Linked DNA regions of Mus musculus: region 2 is linked to region 1. Evidence: chromatin loops called from intact Hi-C (ENCODE). Cell type or tissue: left cerebral cortex. All regions are shown on one strand. Links, peaks and the distances in the headings refer to the core of each region. The heading gives the core; the rest is flanking DNA. Region 1 holds the start of Actr5 (ARP5 actin-related protein 5). Region 2 has its middle 43 kb from the start of Arhgap40.

Region 1 (8,332 bases), core at 1-8,000:
ATGCGGACACAGCAGCAGCACTGAAAAGGGAAACACACAGAATCAAATGCTGGTTGGTTTGTTTACTTATTCTGTGCAGGAGTGTTTTGCCTGCATTTGAACAGGAACTACCTGCATGGCTCATGGAAGCCACAAGAGGGCATCAGCCCCCCTGGATCTGGGATTACATATGTTTGTGAGCTAGGACTACATAAACAAAAGCAAAAATAAGCTAGTATCAAAGTATATCAAGAAAAGGGAGCCCACACTCACAAATTCTCTTTCCATGTCTATCTCCCCAGTTTCTTTGTACCTCATAAACCACAGGTGCTTAACAAAAGTGCTCTGAACACACAGCTTGTAAACACCACTTAATTCTCCGAATATGGTTAAGATGAACCCTTCAATTGGGAAGCTGAGACAGAAGAGCCAGACATGTGACGTTAGGCTGAGCCTACACAGGAGACTGTCTGAAAGGAGAGAGGGCGAGGGGTGCAGGGAGGAAAGGCTGATGGTAAATTTTATGTCTTATGGTTTGTTTGTTTGTTTTTAAACACAATTAGGATTACTTTTTGTATGCCTCTGTGTAATTTTTTTTTTTTTTTTGGTCTCTTTAAACACCACTTCTTTATATTTTCTGTGTATGCGCGTGTTTAAGGGCACTATGTACATGCCCACTGAAACCAGTAGAGAGCAGCAGATCCCCTGAAACTGGAATCAGGGATGATAGTGAGCCACTCCTAAGGAAACCCAGGACCTCTGCAAAAGCAGCAAGTGCTCTGAGCCATTCATCCTTCCGCCTGCAGGTTGGTTTCTTTGAAGCAGCATCTCACACAGTCTTTGCAGGCTTTGAGCTCACTGTGACACAAAGATAACCCTGCATATCTGATCCTCCTACCTCCACCCTGAGCGGTGGCAGTGACGCCTTTAATCCCAGCACTTGGGAGGCAGAGGCGGGCGAATCTTTATGAGTCTTTGGCCAGCCTGGTCTAAGAGTTGAGTTCCAGGACAGCCAGGAATATACAAAGAAACCTGTCTCAGAAAAAAGCAAACCAAACCAACAAACAAACCAAAAGATTGAGATACTTAGAGGCTAAGGCAGGAAGATGGAGGATCTGAGACCACACTGAGGGACAGTGGCCAGCCTGAGCTATATAAGGAGACTCTGACTCAAAAAGAAAAGTTCAGGATATGTGGGAGACTGAGAGGTGCTCTGACATCACTCTAAGGATGTGAGATAAAGCATTTTCAATTGGTGTCAAACTTTTTTTTGGCTTTTTAAGACAGGGTTTCTTTGTGTAGCCCTGGCTGTCTTCGAACACTGGACTCCACAGAGGCAAACTGCAAAAGCTATGTTGTGTGACGGGACAACATAGTTTATGTTTATGACAATTAGTTTACTTAATACTCTCACCATGTGAGCACCGAAAGCAGAGGTGGATCTGAGCGAGCAAGAGTCAAGGACCCTTCACGGTCAACAGAGTTGGAAACCTGGAGCAAGTTCCTCTGTATCACCCGCCATGGCCCCCTGTGTCACCTGCCCCGTAGTCCTCGGCAATGTAGCTATGCTCCTGCAGGATCTCCTCCATGCGGCTGAGTGTGATGGCTGCCAGGTGGCCTGGATACTTCAGCTGGAGAAGCCGCTGCAGGTAGCCAGCTGCCTGACTTCCTCCAAGATTGATGCGCTTGCAGTTTTTGGCATCGAGCCTATACCGAAGTAATAAAGAACAACACTGAGAGTCAATGCAGCAGAAAAGACAAAATGTAGACCATCTTGGAAAGCAGAACTGAATTCAGACAAAGGGGCAGACTAGACTAGTGGAGGGTGAGGACACCTAAAACCATATCAGGAAGATTCCCTTGGTTCAGCCTCTTACCCAACGCCAGAACTCCTACTGCAGACCCCGGCATGTGGCCCTTTAGCTTCTACCGCAGAAAAGCGGTTTAGGCCAGTAGTGGCACATGCCTTTAATCCCACCACTTGGGAGGCAGACACAGGCAGAGGCCAGCCTGGTCTATAGAGTGAGTTCCAGGGCTATGTAAAGACCCTGTCTCAATTTAAAAAACAAAACAAAAAACAGTTCAGTAGGATGTCTAAGTGACATGTGACAAGTGTGTTCTTCTGGGGGCTCCTGGGAACACGTAGCCTAGAAATAATAATAATAAAATGGTCAAGCAGGCCAATCCCAAGGGCTACTTGCTCTGGGCCTTAAGAGTCTGATTTCACAAGCTTCCTGGGAACTGCTTCTCTCCACAATCAGACGAACAAGCACATACATGCTGGCTGGTAAAGGGACCAGAGCCTCATCTTAGCAGGGCTGCAAAGCTAAGCGTCCACGCTAGAGCCAGGGCTCGCTGCCTGCGGCACACAGCCCTTCTGGCAATGTGGGAACTTTTAAGGGCACAATGCTAGCTTCATCACACAAGAAAATAAAACAAAACTAAACTCAGACATGAACAGACTAAAACCATCTCTGTCTTTTATTCTACTAAACAGTTCTAGAATTGCCTAGTATGTATTAGGCAATGTAACCAAAAATAAAAGGTATGGACAATATGAATTAAAGAGTTGGCAGTGCAAGTTTTTTTTTTGGGGGGGGCAAAAAAATCTTAATTAAAAATTAACTCCAGAATACCAAGATGGTCTAAATTAAATGATTCAACTAAGAGAAAGGGAGATGGCCCAGCAGTAAAGGCACTTGCTGTCAAGGCTGAGGACCTCTGAGTTCAATTCCTAAGACCCACATGGTGGAAACAGAGAACCAATGCCCTTATACAGTTCTCTGCTTCCAGCTTCCTGTCAAGCACTGTCAAATCCAGACAGACAGACACAGGTGTGCTCCTGCATGCATAAGCACACACACAAATTTTAAGAAGAAAGAAAGAAATATAATGGAATAACTTACTCAAACCATGCTTACTGAATGCCTCCTATGGGCAGGTATCATGTTAACTGTTCCCCCATAAATCAGAATTGTAACACTGTATAACTGTCAATCAGACATAAGACCAACTTGAAGTCCCTCCAGGAGGTCCCAAAGGGCAGGTAGAGTAACTTCTGAAGGCACTCACTGATGTAGGTCTGAGCCCAGCTCAGTTAAACCACCTAGCACTTCCCAGACTTTCCAACAGGCACCTTTTACGTCCCATGATTCCAGGCAGCCCTAAAACGATGCTTCTCCCACACAATGCCACGGCACAGCTCACCTCCCTTCCAAGACCGGTAAGATGTGTGTGCACTGGTAGCCGGATGAAATGATGAGGCCGCTGGAAAGGGCATTCTTGGGCACGTTGTGGTAGAAGCTGAAGAGGCTGTCTATCCCATAGGCAACCTTCGGGATCCTGTAGCATTCGAAAAGGAGCTCCGACATCATTTGACGGGAGTAGAGGGGGTTACACACAGCCTCTGTCAGAACTATGGGATGATCAACGCAGCCCTACTTTGAAAGACAAGCACAAAGAGACAAACGGAAGCATGCATGAAATGCAAAAATAACCCCAAATCCTTACGCAGGACAGAATTTACTTTTGAACTCTAATTTAAAACACGAGGTCGTGGAGGGAGACACTCAAGGCCAGACACGAGGACTAGAGAGAACACATTAGAACCCAACTCTGTTTCCCAGCACCTAATCTCTGACTCCAGTCACAGAAGATCACCTGCCTAAGGCACCTACACTCTTGTACACATTCTCACACATATAACTTTGAAATAATACATCTTTTAAAAGGTGCTCACGGGCCATTTTAAAGAATACATTTCATCTCTATTGGAGATTATTTTGGGAAGCCAAAATAACATGATCAATTTAAGCTTTTCGTAGGTCTGTCTGTCTGTTGGTTTTTTGTTTTTTTAAGATAAGGTTTCTCTGTGTAGCCCTGGCTGGCCTTGAACTCACAAACATCTGCCTGCTTCTGCCTACCGAGTGCCCGGATTAAAGGGCCGTGAACCCATGCCCGGTTCATTTTAAGTTTATTAAGTCAAGCTTTGGCTAAACTGTTAACTGATAAACCCCGTTGGTTTTATCTTCAAAATACTTCCAGGATCGGACTGGTGCTGGTAAAACTCATCTCACTTGGACTATTGCAAACTGGACCCTTGTGCCTGAGACAGCCCATCCTCTGGAAGATAAAGACTTCGTGGTGTACCCTTAGCTCCTAGCACAAGGCTGACGAACTTGTGTTCAATACCCTACTGCCTGGCATGACGGCTGAAGCCGAGCGCGCCCTGCCCGGCAGGCCCTCACCTGCGAGGAGACGCCGAGGTGCTGGAAGCTGTAGTCCAGCAGCAGTTCCTGCAGTTCCAGGTTGACCGGGACGTTGCGATCGAAGGGCGAGCGCAGCATCCAGCGCAGAGGCTCCAGGCTTCCCAGCGCGTTGCCCACCTGCGGCCCCGGCCCGCCGCGCGCCCCGCCGCGGCCGCGCGCACACACGGCGCGGAACTGCAGGCGAGGCTCGGGACCGGGGTCCGGCCCGGGGCACGCCCACCCGGCCCGAGCCTGGAACGACCCGTTGTCCAGCACCAGAGGCACCGGCTGCGACCCGAAGGCCACCGGCCCGGCTTCGAGCACGGGATCCGGAGCAGAGCGGGCATCTCGGAAGCGGAACACGTTGGCCTCCATCTTGGCCAGCGCCGGTCCCGCCCCGAAGCCGAGTGCGTCACGAAACCCCGGGCCGCGTCTGAGTCTCTGGGCCCCGAAGCGTCCGGAAGCCTCCTCCTTACGGGAGGACTCGCTGGTTTCAGCACCTGATTCCCGCCTGGCGCTCCAGAACTTTCTGTGGGTTTCTATTCCCCGCTGATCCAGGCCTCAAGTCCAACCGTAGCTCCAGCTTGTCCGCAACAGCCTCCTTGTGGCCACGCCTCTTCGCGCTAACTGGCTGTCCACGAGCCCCGCCCCCAGCTCCGAACATGGAGGCGTAGCCACGCCCCTTGCTCTAACTAAGGGACCAAAGGCTCCACCCACACTGGGCTGGACTCCGCCCCTCCCTGTCCCCTTACTCTCCCTTGGTCTCTGTCTGCATAGCCTTGCAGATCTAGCCCTTAGTTTTGTGACCGTGTTAAGCTAATCTCCTTCCCCTTTGACTTCTTTTTCTGTTCATTTGTTTATTTATTGCGTGATGGGTGTGGGAGCGTGCCAAGATGCCTGTTCTCTTCACCCAATAGGTTCCAGGGATGGAACTCAGGGCCCTCAAGGGCCCAGTCAAACTCCAAACTCTGAGGTACTACTAACTTCAGTTTCTGGGAGTGGCAGCTAAAATGAATATTTAGTGAGTTTGTAAAAATTCATCAAGCTGTCTACTTAAGATTGAATATTTCACTTTTTGTTTTGTTTTGTTTGGTTTGCTTTTTTGAGACAGGGTTTCTCTGTGTAGTTCTGGTTATCTTGAACTTACTCTGTAGACCAGGCTGGCCTCGAACTCAGAAATCCGCCTGCCTCTGCCTCCCAAGTGCTGGGATTAAAGGCGTGTGCCACCACTGCCCTGCTTTGTTTTTGGTTTTGTCTTTGTTTTTGTTTTTAATCATGTCGTTGTATCTCATGCTGGCCTTCAACTCTCAGCCATCCTCCTGTTCCAGCCTTTTATGTATTAGGGTTATTGACATCTCACACACACACACACACACACACACACACACACACACACAGATACACACACAGACACACCAGTTTACCCCTTGTTTTGGAGTGCATTCTATAAAAGCTTCTGGAATACAGAAGAGGATATGGGAGATAATTTTTTTGAGACTGGATCAAGTGGGAGATAATTTTTTTGAGACTGGATTAAGTGTCTTCATTTTATCCATTGCCTGATTGAACATTTGACTGAATTCCTACCAGGACGGCTCCACCCGATAAGATTGCCCTGAAAGCCTGCTGACCATCCTCCCCTCTCCCACCCACCACCCAGCTTGCAGCTGTTGTTTGGGGCTTAGACACCCTGATCACCACTCCAGCATTGTTTTTTTTTTCTCTTTCCTCTTTCCCCAAGCACGCCACGACAACTCAAGTTTTCTGTTTTCTTGATTGCTGTATTTTCTTTCTTCTTTTAAGCTTTAGCCCTGCACTTTGAAGGCTGGTTTATTTACATGACGTTTTAAGAAAAGTGGCAAAAAAAAAAAAAAAAAAGCCGGCCTTGGTGGCGCACGCCTTTAATCCCAGCCCTCAGGAGGCAGAGGCAGGCAGATTTCTGAGTTCGAGGCCAGCCTGGTCTACAAAGTGAGTTCAGGACAGCCAGGGTTATACAGAGAAACCCTGTCTCGAAAAACAAAAAAACAAAGAAAGAAAGAAAGAAGGAAGGAAGGAAGGAAGGAAGGAAGGAAGGAAGGAAGGAAGGAAGGAAGGAAGGAAGGAAGGAAAGAAAGGAAGAAAGGAAGAAAGAAAGGAAGGAAGGAAGAAAAAAAAGTGGCAGCCCACTACGGTGGCACGGGCCTGCCATCCCAGCACCTGGAATGCGGGAACAAAAAGATCTAGACTCTAGATCTTACAGTTCATGGCCAGCCTGGGCTACACAGTGAGATGGAGGCCAGCCAGGGGATCTGAGATCCTGTCCTTGCCATTTTATTTTTTTGCATTTTTTAAAAAGAAAAAACGTAAATAAACAGAGGACCATCAAGATGGTGAGCAGTTAAAGACACTGATGCCCTCACAACCCAAATTTGATCACAGGTCCCACAGGGTGGAGGAAAGGAACTGACTCCTGCAAGTTGTCATCTGACCTCCACATGCATGCATGGTATATGTACACACACACACACACACACACACACACACACACACACGAAAGAAATTTGAAGTCACATTACCCTGCTGAAACCCAGGTTTTAGTTTGCTCCATCCTCGGGCCATAGTTCATGCTCCCCACTTTCCAGGAAGAGCACCCATTGCTTTTACACCAAGAGGTGCCTGCAGGTTGTACTGTTATCAGTTCAAATTCCCCTGGGCCTTACCTACTTCTGCTTCCTTCCTGGGAACCTCCCATGGTCATTCTCATTCCTGCCCAAAGTCTCCCAGTTGTCCTGAAACTGCCCAGGTAACAGTCCAGATGTGCCTACTACTACATCTCTTCTCCCAGAATCCTTCAGGCCCTTTTTGCCATCAGTGGATCTTAACTTTCCTAATGCTGCAACCCTTTAATACAAATCCTTACATTGTAGTGACCCCCAATCATAAAATTATTACTGTTGCTTTGCAATTTTGCTAGTGCTATGACTTGAAATATAAATAGCTGATATTCAAACCCTGTGAAAGGGACGTTCAACTCCCCCTATGGGGTCATGACCCACAGGCTGAGAACCACTGCCTTACTGAGTTCTTCCACAAAGGCAGAACTTCGAGATTCTGTGCCAACACTGTTTGTGATGGTTTGTATAGGGAGTGGCAGGATTAGAGTATGTGGCTCTGTTGGAGTAGGTGTATCACTGTCGTGTGGGTTATAAGACTCATTCTAGCTGCCTGGAAGTCAGTATTCTGCTAGAAGCCTTCAGATGCAGCTCCTCCTGCACCATGCCTGCTTGGATGCTGCCATGTTCCTACCTTGATGATAATGGAGTGAATCTCTGAACCTGTAAGCCAGCCCCAATTAAATGTTGTCCATATGAGTTGCCTTGATCATGGTGTCTGTTGACAGCAGTAAAACCCTAAGATACCACTGTCCTGGCAGACAGATGTTTTCCTCATTTATATTCATTGTTTGGAGCCACAAGCCAACATGATTTGGTATTTATTGTATGGCAGAGACTTAAGTTTAACAGCTTTTGTGTTTTTCTAAATAGCCCTTCTTCCTAGGGCCAGCCACAGCTCTCTTTTCTAGAGCACATATGCCATCAGGTGCCGTGCTGGCTTTCGAATGTCCCCACTCCACACCTTCCTTTCCTGGTTCTTCTCTGAGAACGGTTTCTCTGCCAGGAGGCTCCCCGCTACCTCACACACATCGACTACATGGTCACACTGGCAGAATTCCTAGTCAGAAGCCGGTACAGGGTATGCACTCCAACTGTGGGAGATGCAGTCAGCCATCTGGGTTGAGAGATGAGCAGTACACTCAAAGGTGACAGACACAGTGTGACATTAGAAGGTGGGTGCCACACCTTATAACCTATCATTCTAAAACCTCCCCTAAAGCTTCTAAACTTCTAGAACCTACAGTCAGAGAGCCCCTCATCTAAAGTCTCCAGAGTGGGGGATTTCCTTTGCTCTGTGGGCCGCTGTTAGATCTCCTAACCCAGCTTCTCCCATGGTGAGCAGCTACTTCTGATAGAAGCTACTTAATGCTGGGGGTTCTCTTAAACCCTCACTTATCACTTGGCCTCGTGAACTTGAGGCCAAACGATCTGGTTCTCATTTTCATCTCTGGG
Region 2 (8,332 bases), core at 245-8,244, 70 kb after region 1:
CAGCGTTATTAACTCATTTATTCGGAACAGCAGCTGAACTTGAACCTTATTTTTAACCCTTTGAGGTCTTCCTAAAACTTTATTGTGTGTAAACAGCGTTCCTAAACAGTAAACGCTCTTATTTTAGCGGCACAGTTCCAAAGAATTTGGACAAATGTTACTCGATAATCCATGCCACCCTCTCTGGTCTAGCTAAGACACTTTCCTTACCCACAGAGAGTTCCCTGGTACTCAGCTGTCAGTCTTGCAGATCACCCCACAGATCCTTTCCTCCCACAGGCTGTCCGTCTGTCTCTGTCTTAAAGCCCACTCCCACAGTGACACACCAACTCCAACAAGGCCACACCTCCTAATAGTGCCACTCCCTGGGCCAAGCATATTCAAACCACCACAGTTACCTTGGAGTTGTAGACAAGGCCAAGTTTTATAATTGGGGCTTTGGGTCCGTGCCATCAGTGGTGACCCAGGCTTGCCTACACTCTGGTCTCAGTCTCAGTCAGCCAAGGGGTGTTCCCCAATCCTGTTGACATCCAATCATCAAGGGGGTGTGGCACAGAGGGCCTGGATGCCTGGTCTGCTTCTTAAAGTTAAGGTCTGATGTCAGCTGACCTCATAAGGATGTAAGCACTAGCCTTCCGGTCTGTCTTTTTTGAGTTGTGGTTAGGGTCTAACAAAAGCAAACAGTGACAAATAGTGAGTGACCTATGCTTGGTAAGGCAGTAAAACCAGTCACTTGACTAGATTTTTGAGGGGTCACCCACAGCGGGCCTGGGTGAGCAATGAAACCCCCAACCCTGGATGTTCAAAATCCTTCCTGAGGCTGGGCAAGGCTCTGCTTTCTCAGCAAGGTGATCCCTGGCCACAGTGGGGCCTTCCACACTGCCTGGGCCCCTCTAGGAGTTCTGGGAACCAGTGTCTGATGAGAGATGAGCTTGGAAGGGGGCAGTGGGAGGCACTGAAGGGGTCACAGCCGATTTTCCCAGTGGCCCCAGTCTGTTAGCTGGGCTCCATTACCTAAGCACTGACAATGTGGGAAACATGGACTTGCTACGTTTTTGTAAAGATGAAAGGCTCCCTGTATGCCTGACCCATAAGAAGGTGGCCAGGAACTATAAGCACCCGTGATTGATCGGCCCCCTGAGCCGGCTGCTTACGGGGAAGTTTTAGGAGAGGGGTTGCTAACGAGCAGACTGTCCTGCCTGCCTCTTCACAGGGCACATGGCTATTCTAGGGGAACTTCTTTGCTGAGGGACTTGGAGCTTGTGACATCACCCACCTGGCTTCTGTCCACAGCCAGTCTTTCAAAGCTGGATGTGAGGAGCTAGAGAGTTGTTGGCTCAGCAGTTTAGAGCACTTGCTGCTCTTGTGGGGGACCCAGGTTCAGTTCCCAGCACCCACATGGCAGCTCACAACTTGTAACTCCAGTTTCAGAGGGATCCAGTGCCCTCTTCTGGCCTCTGTGGACACCAGGCATACACATGATATACAGATGTACGTGCAGTCAAAGCACCCATACACACAAAAATAAATAAATATTTAATAGGATCTTACTATGTAGCCCTGGCTATCCTGGAACTCACTCTGTGGACCAGGCTGACCTCAGACTCACAGAGATCCACCTGCCTCTGTCTTTGAAGGTGTGCACCACCACACCGGGCTTAAATAGATAATTTTTAGAAACTGTCACATAGTGTATACATATTTCAGTGTGGAGGGTGTGTGGGAAAAATAGAAATGAGAAGCGGGTGCCTCACAGAATATCAAATATAGTATTGATGTTAAGTATTAGAATTTTTGTACCTTACAAACGAACTCAATGTTACTAATTTAAAAGAGCTACTACCGACTGCCAGATATTAAGGAGACTTTTGGACATTGCTTTCTTTCAGAGTTTTTTGTTTGTTTGTTTTGTTTTTTGAGACAGGGTTTCTCTGTATAGCCCTGGCTGTCCTGGAACTCACTCTCTAGACCAGGCTGGCCTTGAACTCAGAAATCTGCCTGCCTCTGCCTCCCAAGTGCTGGGATTAAAGGCGTGTGCCACCACTGCCCGGCTCTTTTGGAACTTTTAAAAACGTGCATGGGTGTGCATGCATGTATATGCATATGCATGTGTACGCACACACATCCCATAATACACATGACACATGGAGGTCAAAACACAAGTTTCCAGAGTCCGTTCTCTCCTTCTACCATGTGGGTCCCAGGGATAGAACTCAGCCATCAGTCTTGGCCTAGAACCTGAACCACTGGGACACCTTGCTGGCCCTGACGGGTTTCAAAGGGTATGTGTGACTCATACCACACATGTGGTTCAGTAAGTATGATACCACAGAATTTCTTTAAAATTGAACTTTAATAAAAGTTAAGTAAATTAAATTTTAAAAATAAATTTTAAAAATCTGGCCACGAACTGAAGGAATTACCAGTGGAAAAGCCAAAGGCTCTCCCTGAGACTTGTTATTCTCAAAATGTCTGCTCAGCTAGACCTGGCCTGAGCAGACCCTAACATCTCTTGGGGATGGATCCAAGTGGGGCAGGGTTAGAGTACCCCAAGGAAAACAGCATGGAGCCTGGAGTCTGGAGCATGCAGAGCAAGAGGGAATGGGAGCCACCCTCATGGGAGGGGAGCTCAAGGCTGCTGCTGGGCCAGAGGACATGGCTTGCCAAGGGGTTTGCTCAGGGCCTGGCACAGCCATTTGCCTTTTCTCCACTTCTTACTTTGAGCTCTCTGAGGGTACAAACAAGGTCCAAGTCAGGTGGCCGTAAGGCATGGGGTTCCATGAAAGGTAAAGAACCAGGGTGTGTGTGTGTGTGTGTGTGTGTGTGTGTGTGTGTGTGTGTAGTCGTATATTTTTCATAAAGAAGAAGAAGAATCTTAACGAGAGGGAAAAGTGGGGTTTCCTGCATTTCCCCATCCCTTGCAGCCCTGTTAGGCTTGCTCCCACCCACCCCTCTCTGTGACGCACTCCCACCCTCCCCTCAGATCCATCAGGGCCCATTGTTCTCTGCTCTCCTCAGTCCAAAGCTCTTGATGGATTTGGTAATTGGGGTAATTACGGTAATTTTACCTTAAAGACAGACAGCTGCGGATTCCCTATTGGGGAGCCCCTCCCTGGGCCGCCTGCCAGCATTCAGGGACAATGACAAGTGGCTCCCATTCCCCTCCCCCAGAATACAAAGTGGCTGGGTAGGGGTGGGGGTAATGCATAGACTGTCCCTTTGGCAGCCCACGGTGGGGGTTGGGACAGCAGTGTCATTTTCCTCTCCACCACCCAGCCTTGGTTCTAGGGATTTGTCAACCAAACACACACACACACACACACACACACACACACACACACACACACACACTTTTCCTTTTCCTTTTCAGGCCTGAAAACCCAGGCAGATAAACCCCACTGTCCCCGGTGCGGGGATAACGTCCCTGAAGGACGCCTAAAAGGCGTCCTTCCTTGCACCTATCCTTGTAATTTCTAAGGATAAGGGACAAGAAAGAAAGGTGGTCTTGGTCTTTGAGTGTCATTTGCCCCAAACCTGGAAGCACCTGCCAGGCTCGGAGGAACCAGAACCCGCGCTGCTCTGCCCCCAGCGGCATCTTGTGGAACTGCATCCTAATCCAAGGCCCCAGATGGCAGAGAAGATCGCTGAATGCTCGATCTGTCAGTATAGAATTTCAGTATAGAAGGGAGTCTCAGAGAGCAGAGGTATTCAACCAAGGCCACCCAAAATGTGTGACACCATCACCACCACTACTACCACCACCACCCACACGCGTGCGCGCGCGCGCGCGCGCACACACACACACACACACACACACACACGCTGGCGTGCCTGACAGCGAGAGCTCATGCAGGTACTTGAAGCCCACCAGCAGGACAGGGTCTTGCAGAGACATTAAGAGCTGTGTTTAGGGGGAGCTGAGGCAGCCTTGGGTAGCCTCAGAATTCCAAGTTGGTGGTTTCCTTCTTCCAAACCCTCCTGGAATGCATCTCATCACCAGGCAGCTCACTGTTTCTGTCACCACTAGGGATATCCCAGCCTGCAGCGTCTATGTCAGGAAACAACTTCCTTACACTTTAGCTCCAGCGCACTGTTCCTCGCTGCTTGGGGAGGGGGGTGGTCCTTCCACCTGCCGCTTGCTTACCCGCGAGCCTCCCCTTAAACTCCACTGTGCTTAAGCACCACATCTCTGGAAGCACCCCTCTCTCTCTCCATACGCTGCGGGGAAACTCTAGCACTGTTCCAGTTCCCCACTCCACACACTGAGGGACCCTGCTCCCTCCCACCACCCCCATCCTGTTCTCCTCGGTTGCCCATTGTAACCACACAGCAATTTGTGAGGTGCCCTATGTTAACGTTTCTCGTTTCTTCCACCAGACTGCAGACTCAAGAGGAAATGTGGCCTCTGTTTGGAATCCTGTAGCTGAGGGAGGGAATTCTGTTACTGTGTGTTGGGAGTTCACGGACATCACTGACCCATGAGAAACAGGTTATCCGGGTCTTTACCACCAAGGAAGAGGGCTGGTGGCTTCAGAATAAGTCAGCTTGCCCCGCAGGCTCCCTGCCCTCATCCTCCGCTGGGCAGCACTTCTGGGTCTCACTCTCTCCCACAGTGTAGGGCCCAGACTTCCGGGATAGGACGCCCGCACCCCCATAAGCCCCACCTCCTGTGCTGAATAGCAAATCCCTGAAGGTTGGGGGTGGGGAAGGTTGGGGGTGGGGAAGGTTGGGGGTGGGGAAGGTTGGGGGTGGGGAAGGTTGGGGGTGGGGAAGGTTGGGGGTGGGGAAGGTTGGGGGTGGGGAAGGTTGGGGGTGGGGAAGGTTGGGGGTGGGGAAGGTTGGGGGTGGGGAAAAAGAACAGGATGAAAGAGCTGTAGGGTGGTGTATTAGTCAGGGTTCTCTAGAGTCACAGAACTTATGGATAATTTCTAAATAGTAAAGGAATTTATTGATGACTTACAGTCGGCAGCCCAATTCCCAACAATGGTTCAGTCGCAGCTGTGAATGGAAGTCCAAGGATCTAGCAGTTACTCAGTCTCACGCAGCAAGCAGGCAAAGGAGCAAGAGCAAGAGCTAGACTCCCTTCTTCCAATGTCCTTATATTGTCTCCAGCAAAAGGTGTAGCCCAGATTAAAGGTGTGTTCCACCACACCTTTAATCCCAGATGAAAGGCATAGCCCAGATTAAAGGTGTGTTCCTTAACTCGGAGATTCAATCTTCTGGAATCCATAGCCACTATGGCTCAAGATCTTCAAACCAAGATCCAGATAAGGATCTCCAAGCCTCCAGATAAGGGTCACTGGTGAGCCTTCCAATTCCGGATTGTAGTTCATTCCAAATATTGTCAAGTTGACAACCAGGAATAGCCACTACAGGTGGACTGAGCTGTCCCTCTGCCCTAGCTGCCCGAAAGGCCTCTCTGATTCATACACCCTGGGTGAATTTCAAGGCGACCGGCTAGAATTTTGCCAGCTCCTTCTATTTGCAGGTCTTTGCGGCCAGCAATCCTTATGGCTGGTTCGTTTACAACAGTTTGGAATCTGTTCATGTGTCACGTCCTTGTTGGATGCATCATAGGCTCATTCTACCCGCCACGCCACCTGGGCACCCATGACACCGGTACATGTCATTGGGGTACTCTGTCCAAGGTCTTGCCTGTCACAGAAGTGGTTAGCCTGCCTGTACACTGGCATCGCTGGGGTTGTGGAGAAATCTGTCATGCAAAATCTGTCCCCCATCATCCCTGCTCCCCGCCCCCAACAGCTCTTAACCAGGAAAGGGAATCCGCAGGATGCAGGATATACTCTATCGCTAGGGGTACGGCCCACGGCCCACACGACTGAGGCACAGAACTCCCAGTAGCTCTGAGCCCCAGTTGCCCACAGGCCTGCGTTGGAGGGCCCAGATCTGGAGCACTCTAAGCCCCACACGTTCCTAGCCTCCTCTCTCCTCGCTATCCATTTGATTTTCTCAACATGTGATGCCTTTCATCTCAGAATTGATGTCTGTCTCGCCCATCTGTGAGCTCTGTGCAGGCTGGGTTCTTTCCTGCCCTTTGCAATACTCTGAACTTAGCTCAGCTCCGAGCTGGCCACTCATAAGACACTCACCACCGCTGCTGAAAGCCTGCAGACCCCTGACTCCATCCCCACGGTTCTCTCTGCAACTTGAGCACAGAGTACTGGGCAGACTCCCCGCAGCCTGTGCACATGGAATGGGATCCAAGGCTATGTCTGACCCTGGGTAGCCCTGCTAAATGCTGCCTCTCCCTGGGATGTATGCCCTTGGCTTCTCTCATCTCCTGCCTGGCGTCACCACTACCCTTTGCTCTTCCCACTGAGGACTTCTGGCTAATTCCCACCCCATTTTTCCTCTCAGACATGTGGGAGTGGGGGTGCCTTGCTATAGAAACCTTAGCGGATTTATGTTGGTCCCTTGCAGACAGCACAATGTCTAAGGCTTTACTCTTGGATGTCTAGACTTTAGACCTGTCACAATGTGCTTCCCAGTGAGGGCTGCCTTCCTGCCTTCCGACTGTCTGCCCCTTCTCTGTGTCCTCACCTGGCCTTTCCTGTGTGCTTTGGGTGGGGAGAGGACTCCCATGATGTCTCCTTTTCCCATCAGGACACCCTACACTATAGCCTCTTAGAACTTTAACTTTAATTTGGATATGAATCCCCTTAAAGGCTTCCTTTCCAAATACAGTCACTTGGGGGTCTGACTTTTAAGTATGGGTTTGGGGAGAATGTGATTTGGTTCCTAAGAGGCTCCGGACTCCAGCCCAGACTGCAGAGCCTGCAGAGGCTGGGCCCCCACTGTGAGTTGTGCTAAGCCGGCAGAGGAGCTGCTGTGAGATCATCAATCATGAAGATGGCACTGGCTGGAAAGCGATGAGGTCTCAGATACCACGGAAGATGAATGGAGTAATGGACATGCCATCGAATTGGGCTCCTCCCCCGCAGCCAGGGCTTCCCTCCTGCAGTGGTAGCACACAGCCAACCTGGGGCTCCCACAGAACATCCAGCACACGTGCCTACCTCCTGCTAAGGTCAACCAACTCTCTAACTACAGAACTTGGGGTCATTCCTGCTAGTTGAGAAAGTGAACATGGTAAGCAATAAGACCAGCATAAGCGCTGAGACCCACCCATGTGGGGAGAGTAGCAGTTACCACTGCAGGCTGCCTGCTTCTCCTGAATAAGGGGATGGTTTGGAGAACGGTATGGCACACACCCTATGAGTTTTCTCATCTGTGTCTACCAAACAGGCAGGTCAGATGGAGACAGCAAACCAGCTGAGGTGCAGAGGACAGAATGTGAACACATTTGTTCATCCAGGCGAGCAGTTTTTACTATGCATTTATAGTGGTGTCTGCCCCCCCGAGGGGCTGCTCCCCAGTCAGGGAGATGGAGTAAAAACTCAGTCAACAGGACTATTGCAGGCAGTGTTAAAATGCTAAGAAAATAATTAATGATGGAAAGAGTCATGTATGACACACACACACACACACACACACACACACACACAGAGAGAGAGAGAGAGAGAGAGAGAGAGAGAGAATGAATGAATGAATGAATGGACATTTGACCTGAGACCTGACATGGAAGGAGCCGTGGGAAGGGATTCTATATGAAGACAAGTGGAAGGGTAAGAGCTCTGAAGCAGAAATGGACTTGGGTTCTCTGGGGACCTACAAGGAGGTGCATGTGTCTGGTTGTTCAAAGGCAGATGACTGTGGAGAGGTGGTCAGGGGCATAGGCAGCCTGGAGGCCAGGAACAGACCATATCACTGCTTTAAATGCTTGAGAGTCTTCTAGGTTTTCAGTGCAAGGCTTTTCCCACGATTGAGATCATCATCATCATCATCACCACCACCACCATCATCATCACCAACGACAACCACAACCTCCATTACCGCCAGCACCACTGTTACAGACTTTAGGCCTGAAAAAGTACTGTTGGTTGCATGCAAGTCTTTCTACAATGATTTGTAGCTCTTTACTCCATGAGCTCCTAACCACAGGATCACCCTCATCCCCACCAGCATCACCACAGGATCACCCTCATCATCACCATTATCACAACCATCATTACCACCATCAGCGTGCCATAGGATGAAGCAGATGTTACCAGTGCAAACCCACATCCATCCCTCCAGGATCACAGAGTCCGTCTGTGTACAGTAACCATTTTGAACTGCGCCTCTATCTCTAGTCAAGAGCTCACTGGCAGTCAGAGCCACTCGGCCAGGCCCTCAGTCAGCCTGGCAATGCCCATCATAGTCGGGAGCAGCCTGTATTCAGTGGCTGGACTTGACTCCTTCCTCTGTCCTC

What was found. Peaks named below come from ENCODE experiments on the same cell type or tissue, not always from the same donor. Only the 100,000 strongest peaks of a DNase experiment are listed, where the experiment ranks them.
Region 2: a loop joins it to region 1, with 2.8 times the contacts of the local background. A loop is called at or near these places in 31 of 42 quality-filtered maps.

The regions. Positions count from the first base shown.
Region 1 is chr2:158,621,411-158,629,742 of GRCm38, reverse strand. Actr5 (ARP5 actin-related protein 5) reads right to left here and starts at 4,830. Exons shown (of 9, transcript NM_175419.4): 1 at 4,227-4,830; 2 at 3,187-3,416; 3 at 1,517-1,686. The coding sequence starts at 4,601. In left cerebral cortex, for the core only: CTCF peaks have their summits at 138 (motif pointing right), 671 (motif pointing right) and 4,835; DNase peaks (open chromatin) are centred at 124, 684, 4,241 and 4,826; H3K4me3 peaks cover 2,220 bases; H3K27ac peaks cover 1,051 bases.
Region 2 is chr2:158,551,721-158,560,052 of GRCm38, reverse strand. No RefSeq gene overlaps it. Among named protein-coding and RNA genes, the nearest start is that of Arhgap40, 43 kb to the right of the region's middle. In left cerebral cortex, for the core only: a CTCF peak has its summit at 3,601; DNase peaks (open chromatin) are centred at 3,143 and 3,600; H3K4me3 peaks cover 259 bases.